Linked DNA regions of Mus musculus: all the other regions are linked to region 2. The links are chromatin contacts, found by Hi-C or POLR2A ChIA-PET in ENCODE. All regions are on one chromosome and are shown on one strand. Each heading gives the region's core, a stretch centred on a gene start or an enhancer-like site at or near the end of the contact. The rest is flanking DNA. Distances are from core to core; before and after follow the strand shown. Region 1 holds the start of Slc25a33 (solute carrier family 25, member 33). Region 2 holds the start of Tmem201 (transmembrane protein 201). Region 3 overlaps Gm42354 (a long non-coding RNA gene).

Region 1 (3,365 bases), core at 270-2,769, 36 kb before region 2:
AGAATATAGAGTCACTACCAGGGCAGGGAACAGAAGAGACTGAGCAGGCTTGGGGGAGGAGTAGAATGATCAGTTCAATCTAGGACATTTGTTTATTAGTTCCCTGGGCAGTACTAGGTGGCAGGTACCGTGACAGGAACAATCTGTTAAGAACAACCATGAAGTGTAAAAACAAGGCCCCCCACTCCCATGGAGCTTGCATTCCAGAATGGGACAAACAGTTTGAATAAAACAGAGTGAGTACACGAGCCCACATGGAGTCACCGAAGCCATGTGATCAGGGTGCTGCCAGGGCAACCAGGCAAAGCCCAGCCAAGAGCCAGACCTGGAGGTAAGAAGATGCCAGGCTCACTGTGGCAGTGGTCCAGGATATTTAAGGGGAGGAGCGATCTGGGTCGCTCAAGTCCGAGCATCAGCGCACACAGTACAAAATTCACACTGCAAAATACATACCAAATATAATGCTATTTATAGAAAGATCAAGAACACACAAAACACTAAGGGTAGGCTAGAGGAGGGCAGGCTGTTTAGGTGACGTGTTTTTTTTTTTTTTTTCCTATTTAAGCTCAGAGCTGTGAGATGTAATATGTAATCACCATACATGTTTATACATGGAAATATTACAGAATGAAATTCTTAAAAAGATCGGGAGCTCAGGGTAAATGTACTTGCAGCCAAATCCGACAACTTGAGTCCAATTCCTGGGACCCGTGAGGCATGGTGGCTCATGCCTTCAATCACAGCACTCAGGAGGCAGAAGCAGGTAGATCTGTGAGTTTGAGGCCAGTTTGGTCTACACAGTAAGTTCCAGAACACCTAGAACTACACAGAGAAACCCTGTCTCAAAAAACAAGTCAATTCCTGGGACCTGCATGATGAATAGGCAAAACTGACTCCTGCAAGCTGTGCTCTGGTCTTCACCATTAGACAGTGGCATGTGTGAACCCATGACATCCCTTAAAAACACACAATAAAAACCACAAAAAACAGCTGGGTAATCTCAGCACTGGAGAGGCAGAGGCAAAAGGATCAATGTGACTTCGAGGTTATCTTGGTCTACATAGAAAGTTCCAAGGTGCTGGGTAGTGGTGGCGCACGCCTTTAGGCCCAGCACTTGGGAGGCAGAGGCAGGCGGATAAAATGTGAATTTGAGGCCAAGCTTGGTCTACATGGCAAGTTCCAGGCAGTCCAGGACTGCAATGTAAGACTGTCTTAAAAAAAAACAAATCACACACACATAAACATAATTTTAAAAAGAAGAAAAAGAAGAAGAGGTTTGGAGCATAGGGCATGGTTACACACTCAGTTTCCAGCCTCTGAGAAGGACCAAGCAGCTTTGACCAGTTTGCTGGTCATCCTCTTATTATCCTGAGCAGCCCTTCGGGGCCTGATCCCGCCCCGCGTTGCACGACCGCCACGCCCACATCCACCTGCCGTCCAATAGGCGTACGGGATCCGGGCCCACACCTCCGCCGCGCCGCGCCCCGCGACGTCACGGCCCGGCCTCCGCCACGTGACGGCCGCGCGCTAGGCTCTCTGCCTAGCGGCTGGAAAGCGCCGCAGAGGCCGCTGACTGGCCGGGCGCGACGCCGCGGAGGGAGCCGGGCGCCTGGGCCTCCCGCGCGCATGGGCGCGTCGGCGGCTGCCTGAGGAAGGCAGCGAAGCCAGCGGAGCTCAAGACCTCGCGCGTCCCACGAGCGGCTGCGGCGGGCCGCGGAGCCGGCGCGGCCATGGCGACGGGCACTCAGCAGAAAGAGAACACGCTGCTTCATCTCTTCGCCGGCGGGTGAGTCTGGGGCCCGAGCTGCTCTCGCCTCAGCCCCGGCCTTCTCCCCCTGCGTGCCGTGGCCTTGGGAATCCGCGTTTCCCGTCCGTCGCGGACTGGGGTGAAGCCAGGACGGGCAGCCCAGGAGGGTCGTGGCTTCGGCGTCCCCACCGCGGGGTCAGCCGGCACGGCGGCTTTCCACCCGGCGCGTCCGCGGTCCCATCCCCCACCCACCGGCCGCCTCTCGCCGTATTCTCCTTTTGAACAATTCCTGGCTGGTGTGACTGTCACCAGGGGCGATCGCGCCGAGCCCCTGTGGCTCCGGCCTCCTGGCGTTTTCCTGATCACGCTGCGGTCACTCACCGCTGCAGAGGTGCGGATGCTGGAGGTCCCGGGGCAGCTAGCCCAGGAGGTACTGCGCTGGGTCAGAGCTGCGGGCAGGTGTCGCAGGGCAGCCCGTGGCCTGCCCTGCGGAGTATGGGGGGTTGGGGGGGAACGGATGCTGGTCTGCACCACGTGGGACGGTAAATGGGGACCTCGGAAGGTTGGTCAGTGCTAATCGATCCTAAAGCACCTTTCAGTGATTTTCAGTGGAGGAACACATCATGATAGGAGGATACAACTAGGAGCTGAATTAACCCCCTAAAAAAACGAAAGTTTGGGGTTTTCTTTTTTAAATAGTATTTTTCTTTTCCTTTTGTCATAGCTGCTAGTGGCTTGGGACCCTTTTGGTGCTGGTTTTTCAAACTATCTATGGAGCTGTGTCCCCAGCCCTGGGGTCATGAAGAGCTCTTTGAGATTTAGCCCAGCTATTTAAGTTTTACATAACATGCAGCGTTTTTCCTGTGTTATCATCTTCACTTGAGAACTATAACTGGACCTAAACAGTTCCATATACTAGAAAGTAATGGTTAATGAAAGGGTTATCCAGAAAATAACGGTGATGAAAGGGTTTCTGGTGCCTTGGTCCTTTTACCTGGCAGGCTGGCAGTACCTTTCACCCGTCAGATAGCTTTAATGGTTGTGCCTAGGCAGGAGGAATTTCTTGTTCATCCATTTCTGTCAGGCCTTCATTCCTCCTATCCATGTCTTCATTGGTATTAACCTTTGAGAGTAAGCCTTAGAAGGCACCCTCACTTTATATAAATGTGTCATCCCAGGGAACTTAAAGTCTGTTAGGCATATTTTTAAAGCCAAGAGAAATAAGTTTATACTCAATGGGTTGTTTTGTTTGTTTGTTATACTTTTTCTTTTCTTTTCTTTTTTAACTGAGTGGTCTCTTATGTTGTATGTCTGCCTGCTCTTAACTGGGGGAGTTTCAGAGTGGCCTGTGTTGAGGCTCACTACTATAGTTGATGACCCTGTCTGGATGGATTTCCCTGCACACCCTTCACAGTGCCCTCTGGCTGCCAATTCCAGCCTCTTACGTGCTGATAGAGAATACTGCAATGGGCAGTGAGGCTTGCGGGACTCATTAAGAGGCAGGGAGTTTATTAGTGCTGTGCCTGAAGCAGTGGTGTTTAACAAGTTCTGGTTCCTTCATTAGCCATTTAAGATCTCTGTGCTTGCAGATGAGAAAAGAAATGAACCCTCAAAAAGC
Region 2 (3,421 bases), core at 794-3,293:
GGGGCTAGAAAAATGGCTCATATGTTAAGAACACTGGCTTTCCTTCTAGAGGATATGGGTTCAAGTTCTGAACCCCACAAGATGACTGAGAACCATCAGCCTCCAGTTCTAGGGCGGACCCAATAACTTCTCTGGCTTCAGTAGGTACCAGGCATCATAAAAGGTGAGATTTTCTGTTTTGGTGGTTTTGTGTTATTTAGTTTTAAAGTTTCTACCTGTGTCACCTTCCAGGAACTTCGCCAGCTGGACACCAAAACCTAAACACATGGGACTTGGATGAGTTCTGAGTCTGAAATCTGGATCTGAAATCATTTTTCCTTCCCTTTGCCTAAGACTTAGAGATGCCAATAGTCATGCGGTGCCTAAGATGGTGTGAGTGATGTTCAGGAAGCTCTTAGACAACAGCTATCTGCTGGAGACCTTTCCTGGAACTCAAGGCATCCGATCCAGAAAGTGAATGATGTGTGGGCGTGGCCATGCATTGTGTGAGCCAGTGCACTCTAGGCACACTCAGAGCTAATAGAAAGCAAAAGGAGGATGGGAAAGGTCTTGTCTCTGATGTACAAGCGACACCTTCCAGGCTTTTACATTGATTCCCTGCACACAACCTGCTCCTTCCTTCCTGACTGGTGACATGTGGACAGGTGAGCTGCCAACAAAAGCGAGAGATTATTACAGTGACCCTCAAGCCATCATTGCCCACAGAGAACTTGATCTTAAAGACACTCATAGGGGCTGATGAGATGGCTCAGCAGGTAAGAACACCCGACTGCTCTTCCTGAAGGTCCTGAGTTCAAATCCCAGCAACCACATGGTGGCTCACAACTATCCGTAATGAGATTTGATGCCCTCTTCTGGAGTGTCTGAAGACAGCTACAGTGTACTTACATATAATAAATAAATAAATCTTTAAAAAAAAAGAGACACTCATAAAATTGTGTGTGTGTGTGTTGGTGGGGTATTCTACAGAAACATAGTATGTAATTAGAGATAAACTTTTTTTAGATTTTTGTTTTTGTTTTGTTTTTGTTTTGTTTTTCAAAACACGGTTTTTCTGTGTATCAGAGTCCTGTCTGTCCTGGAACTTGCTCTGTAGACCAGGGTGGCCTTGAACTTACAGAGATCTGCCTTCCTCTGCCTCCCAAGTACTGAGATTAAAGGTGTGCACCACCATGCCCCATAATTTTTTGACCTTTTTTTTTTTAAAGAAATCAAAGGCTTGTGCCACAACATCTGCCCAACCTGGTATAAATATTTCTTGCTAGAGATGTTTTGTTTTATTTTGTTTTGTTTTAGGACAGGACCTACCTACTAGCCCATGGATTGCCTGATGACCTGGAACTCACTGTGTAGTCCAAGCTGACCTCAAATTTACAAAAATCCGCCTACCTCCACAGGGATTAAAGGCGTGCATCACCAAGCCTCAGTGAGTTTTTCTTGATCCCTAATTTAGCTCACGTAAATGCTGAAGCACGCCTGTAAGTGGCTCTTCCCTCCATCTCACTCCCCGAGGTAATCTATTTGAAGTGCACAGACTTCATCAAACTTGGCAACTATGAAAATCATCTACATTCGACTAAAGAAAAAAAAAAGGATAATCCCTTCAGGACCAATCCCCCCCCACACACACACACACCTTAGCCATTCACTCTAATGGCTGCATTATGTTCCGAAACATGCTATCCTGTGATTATTTAACCTCGTTTCCGTCTTTGGACGTTTGTGTTTGTGCAAGCTAATTTTCAACCACTGTGGCGTCTGAAGCGGCACAGACCGACTTTAGCCCAACGCCAGGAAAGCAGGACTAAGTGGAGAAAGCATTGGCAAGGATTAGCGTTAAGGTAGCAGCACTAGGACCTGCAAATGCATGCGTGCGCAGGCTGCAGGCGCAGGCGGGACTCCTTCCAGCTCTAGAGAGTGGCTTTGCAACTGTGGACGCTGGGGGGCGCGTCCGAGCCAGTGCCGAGGGCTTCCGTAGGCGCCCCGCCCACTCAGGCTCGCCCCGCGCCGCGATTGGCTGCGCGGCGGGAGCGCGCCGAGTCAAGGGGCGGGCTCGCGCCGGCTACAAAGCGGCGAAGGTCACGGCGCGAGCTGGAGCGCGCGGGCCGCTGGGAGTCTCTTTTGCGGCCCGCGCCCCTTGCCCACCGACTCGGCCCGGAAGCCATGGAGGGAGTGAGCGCGCTGCTGGCTAGCTGCCCCACCGCCGGCCTGGCGGGCGGCCTCGGGGTCACGGCGTGCGCTGCCGCCGGCGTGGTGCTCTACCGGATTGCGCGGAGGTGAGTGCGCGCCCCGCTGCACGCGGCCCGGGCCGCCGCCCCGCCCCCGCGAGGCCACGGCGGAGTCCTAGGGGCGGACCAGGCCTGCTCGCGAATGCGGGACGCATTCTCCGCCACCGCCTTTGCCCTCACCCCCTAAAAGCCTCGTCGGGGAGCAGCCGCCGACCGTGGCTGGGGGAGGGGGCTGCTGCTTGCTCCTCCCTTCGAGGCCCGTGCTCCTGGCTGGACTGCCCTGCTGGGCCTCTGCCGCCCATCGGTTAGGAGGATGAGAGCTGGCGCTTGATGGTCTGTATGCGATAGCAATAACATTCCTCGCGTAAGCTTTCCCCCGGAGAAGCCTTGGAGCTGAGTACTTAGAAGGCACGTGTGAGCAGTAGCAGCCTGAGGCAGGAGCCTGCGCTCCACACATTTAAGGAACTTGTCCACTCAGAGGTGTACGCTGTACTCCTTGGACACATGTCACGGATGGGCTTTGGGATCAATACCCTGGCCTGTCATGGCTCAGAGACCACGCAGACCCCAGTACTCCAAGCTTGCCGTGGTCAAACCCCAGAATGGAGTCGTTTCTCCAGCAGCGTGAAGGAATAGCTCACCTGATCACATTTCCCGAGGATAGGAACATACACGCATTCGTGGGAGCCTCTTTGGGACAGCCGGGGATGTGCAGTGCTCGGGACTTGACCCTAGTCGCTGGATGACAAGGAGCTATGGTTTGAACTGGCAATCAGGGTGATAGGTCGCCCTCCTTAACCCTGCATTTCTTCTGCAGGAGAGGGCAGGCAAAAGTTGTTAGAGGTAGGTGAGTCAGCGGCACCTAAGGAGGGGATGGATGTCAGCTGTGTTTGAAAGAGGGGGCCACATCCCGGGGGGCTGAGAGAGTGCCTGACTCTAGATCTCAACCCAAGCTTCCTGTCTTGTTCCCACCCAGTTTTTGGGAGTCAGAGGGACCGCTTAAGATCAGCCAACCCAAAGCAGTCCCTCGTTACCTGGGCCTAGGGGAGCCTGGGCAGTCTGTTCATGTGCCAAGCAGAGCTTGTCCCAAAAGCCAGGCATCTCCTGGCTGCCTCTGCCAGCTCAGGGCATTTGGCCAAAAGAGCAGAGTGGGACTTGTTGTGGCCAGGACTGGCTGCCTGTCACCCTTCCTG
Region 3 (3,132 bases), core at 518-3,017, 62 kb before region 2:
GGCCTGCAACCTGCTGCAGCCAATGCCTCAGGGGAGTCAAGGTTGTCATGGTTTCTGGGGTCTGGACTCTTCCCCCTGGGAGGTAGTTATCCGTCCTTGGGCAGCTGTGTCTGAGGCATCCTGTGTTCTCTTTGCCAAGACTGTCTGACCTGTAGCTTGGCCGTTCTCCCCCCTGTAAGTAGTATATAAGATGTTATACTTAATCCTCCTGACCCCAGGTATTGCCTTTGTGTCTTCTCTGCTTCTTAACCTGATCCTCACACACAGCACCTCATTCGGGACCCTTATTTCTGCCGGTTTCAGGTCAAATGTTTGTCTTATAACCTTTCTATGCTCACTGTATTCAGTTTTTTGCTAGTTATAGGAACTGGAGGAGGAGGAGGATGAGGAAGAGGAAGAGGAAGAGGAGGAGGAGGAAGAGGAGGAGGAGGAAGAGGAGGAGGGGGAGGGAGGGGGAGGGGGGAGGAAGAGGAGGAAGAAGAGGAGGGGGGGAATCTTTTATGCTATTCCCTTTCTTGTCTTATTGCATTGGTTGAAACTTCCCGTACGGTGTCAGACAGTAGTGATGAGCTGGCCTTGTGCCTGCTGTCTGCAGGAGAGCCACCAGCTTCTCGTCTTCCACTCTGGGATCGGCCATGCTCTGTGGATTTTTATTATGATGTTGAAGTTCCTTTCCATCTCTTAGTTGCTGAGCATTTTACCCCATGTAGTTTGTGTTTTTGCCACATGGTGTTTTGGTTTGGGTTTTCTGTCTGTTTGTTCTTTGTTTTTGTTTTTTTTTTTTATTTGTGGTTTGGTTTTTGGTTTTTTATTATTGTTTTGTTTTGTCTTTTTCTTTCTTCAGTCTCTTCAAACAGTGAATTTTATTAATTGGCTTTCTAATACTGAGCCAGCCTTACATGCCTAGTAAACTCCCTCTTAGTTGTGGTGCTGGGTCCCTTTGCTGACACTCCTAGCCTATAATGACTTTCTAGCCTTGGGCTGAGCCTGTGACTGGAAGGATCGCCTTTTTCCCTCCACAGGCCTGTTTTCATTATTTCATTAAAGCCTAAGCCACAATGCACTGCTCTGCTGTACCTGGGCCTTGTCCCTGACTCTGCCAGCTTGAACCAGCTTGAACCAGGGCAGGTCTAATCTTCCTACTGAATCCATACCCCATACACTGTGCAATCTGGGTGCATTCCGGGCTCCATAGCAGAGCCCCCACCTCCACCCACACCCACACCTCCACCCACACACAGCCTCCTCAGAGCTTCTTATTGTTTTGTTTTTGTTTTATGAATACACACTAGCTCTCTTCAGACACACCAGAAGAGGGCATCAGATACCATTACAGATGGTTGTAGCTGGGATTTGAACTCAGGACCTCTGGAGCTCTTAACCGCTGAGCCATCTCTCCAGCCCCCCCCCCCCCTTCACGGCTTCTTACCTCTCTCTAACTCTGAGCTCTTTGAGCTCTGCTACAACCCAGAGACCACAGCAAGCGGCCTCCACAGCGCACACATTTCCTGGGAAACTGGGCTGATCCTTCATCCTGCTTCTGGGAATACAAAAAAGTAAACCAGATCCAGCCAGCCACTGTCCTCAGACCCTGCAGTGTTGTGGAAAGAGATATGAATGAGTCACAGAGGAGTCAAGGTCAGATCCGAGAGGCAGGGAAGTACAGCAGCCAATCCCAGCGCCCTTTAGCGGCTATCCTGTGCGGCTACCCAGGATGCTGCTTGCAGCTTCGATGACCTCTCCCTGGCTCCGGCGCTGATGCCAGTCAGAGCTTCCCCGCTTTCCCTTCCTTTCCATTGTAAACACATCAACGGCTGACCACTGCCCGAGACCAGTCATCACTATTCAGTTTAAAAACCCCCTGAGAGACCATGGAACCGGCTCCGTCAATGCAGCGCCTGCGGCCCAGCACGAGGACTTGCGTTCTGATGACCAATGTCCTTGTGAACACATCGGTCATGTGATGCACATCTAGAGTCCCAGGACTGCCAGAGGTCTGGTACCCGTGGACTTCTGGAACTCACTGGCAAGTCAGCCTAACAAAGTTACTAAACTTCCATGAGAGAATCTGTCTCAAAAATATGAAGACTGAGTGAAAAAAAAAAAAAACATGTACTCTTAATTTCTGCCTTCTACACACACAAACACACACACACACACTTCCCTCTGAGGCTAAGGAAAGACAGCTGCACCTGGCCCAGCCAGCTCTCCTCAGAGCTGAGAGGTCAAAAGTCTGACATTTTTTGGACCCCACACAAAAAAATTAATTCCTAGACTGGAGAGAGACTCAGCAGTTAGAACACATGGTAGGTTTACTGTTTGGTTCCCAGCACCTATAGGAATGACTCATGACCACCCGTAATGCCAGCTCTGAGAAATCTGCCCTCTTCTGGCCTCTAAGTTACCTGCATTGTGCTTTTGTGCGTGCATGCACCCCACACCCCCACACCCACCCATGCACTCAAAAATTTAAAAATAATAAATATTTTTAAAAGTTTCAACTGTATTATAAAGTCTGCCTGGGTGGTCTTTATGAAAAATAGTTCGTGATTTCTTTTGTAGAAGAGCCCCCACCCCCACCCCCCACCCGTAAATGGGAAAATCCTGGCACCATCTTGAGACGGTGCTGAAAGGCGCTTTCTCTGAGGACTTCCTTCTGACTTGTAAATTAAGAACAAAGCTCCATTCTGCCCCTGTCTAAAGAAGGACACAGTTAGGGGCAGATGTTTTAAGGGTCATCCCCCACACCATGAGCCCACGTTTGATACTCATGGTCGATATATTTGTCCCAAGGGATAGTGGGATAAAAGTCAGGCAGTGGTAAACAGATGCTGACCCATTCATTGTTTGAGCTGGGATTTGTTCAAGTGCAGATTCTCACTGAGGGGAAAGGGGCGTGGAGAGAAAAATCAGAGCATGAGACAAACAAGTCCTACCCCTGCTCAGACTCACTAACAACTAGACCTGTTGCCTAGAGTGCGTGACTGCAACAGGAACCACCCACCAACAAGAGTCCAGTGCCTCCCCCACCCCCAAGGGACTGATGGCTCCCAGGCTAGCTGGGAGGAAGGCTGGGAGCAGAGAGAGGCAGCCCCATGTGACTTCCCGGGAGCCTGTTTGTTTATTCTGGTG

Evidence for each region. Hi-C counts contacts between places; a loop is a spot of excess contacts on that map. ChIA-PET counts read pairs that join two places held with the same protein, here RNA polymerase II (POLR2A).
Region 1: POLR2A ChIA-PET joins it to region 2 with 39 read pairs in embryonic stem cell. The contact joins the promoter of Slc25a33 here to the promoter of Tmem201 in region 2. POLR2A ChIA-PET finds 5 or more read pairs at or near these places in 4 of 5 experiments (Patski and embryonic stem cell).
Region 3: a loop to region 2 is called in a map of v-Abl transformed pro-B cells, with 2.4 times the contacts of the local background. The contact joins the enhancer-like site here to the promoter of Tmem201 in region 2. A Hi-C loop is called at or near these places in 2 of 37 maps with a recorded cell type or tissue (both v-Abl transformed pro-B cells). POLR2A ChIA-PET finds 5 or more read pairs at or near these places in 3 of 5 experiments (all embryonic stem cell).

Annotation. Positions count from the first base shown.
Region 1 is chr4:149,772,421-149,775,785 of GRCm38, reverse strand. It overlaps Slc25a33 (solute carrier family 25, member 33), which reads left to right and starts at 1,519. Exons shown (of 7, transcript NM_027460.2): 1 at 1,519-1,786. The coding sequence starts at 1,731.
Region 2 is chr4:149,736,690-149,740,110 of GRCm38, reverse strand. It overlaps Tmem201 (transmembrane protein 201), which reads left to right and starts at 2,043. Exons shown (of 11, transcript NM_001284270.1): 1 at 2,043-2,276. The coding sequence starts at 2,164.
Region 3 is chr4:149,798,771-149,801,902 of GRCm38, reverse strand. Gm42354 (a long non-coding RNA gene) reads right to left here. Exons shown (of 3, transcript XR_881588.1): 2 at 1,430-1,591; 3 at 1-172. Among named protein-coding and RNA genes, the nearest start is that of Gm42354, 9.6 kb to the right of the region's middle. Within about 2 kb of position 1,767, at least 1 of the 3 ENCODE cell types and tissues checked has a DNase peak (open chromatin) inside an H3K27ac peak, as active enhancers do.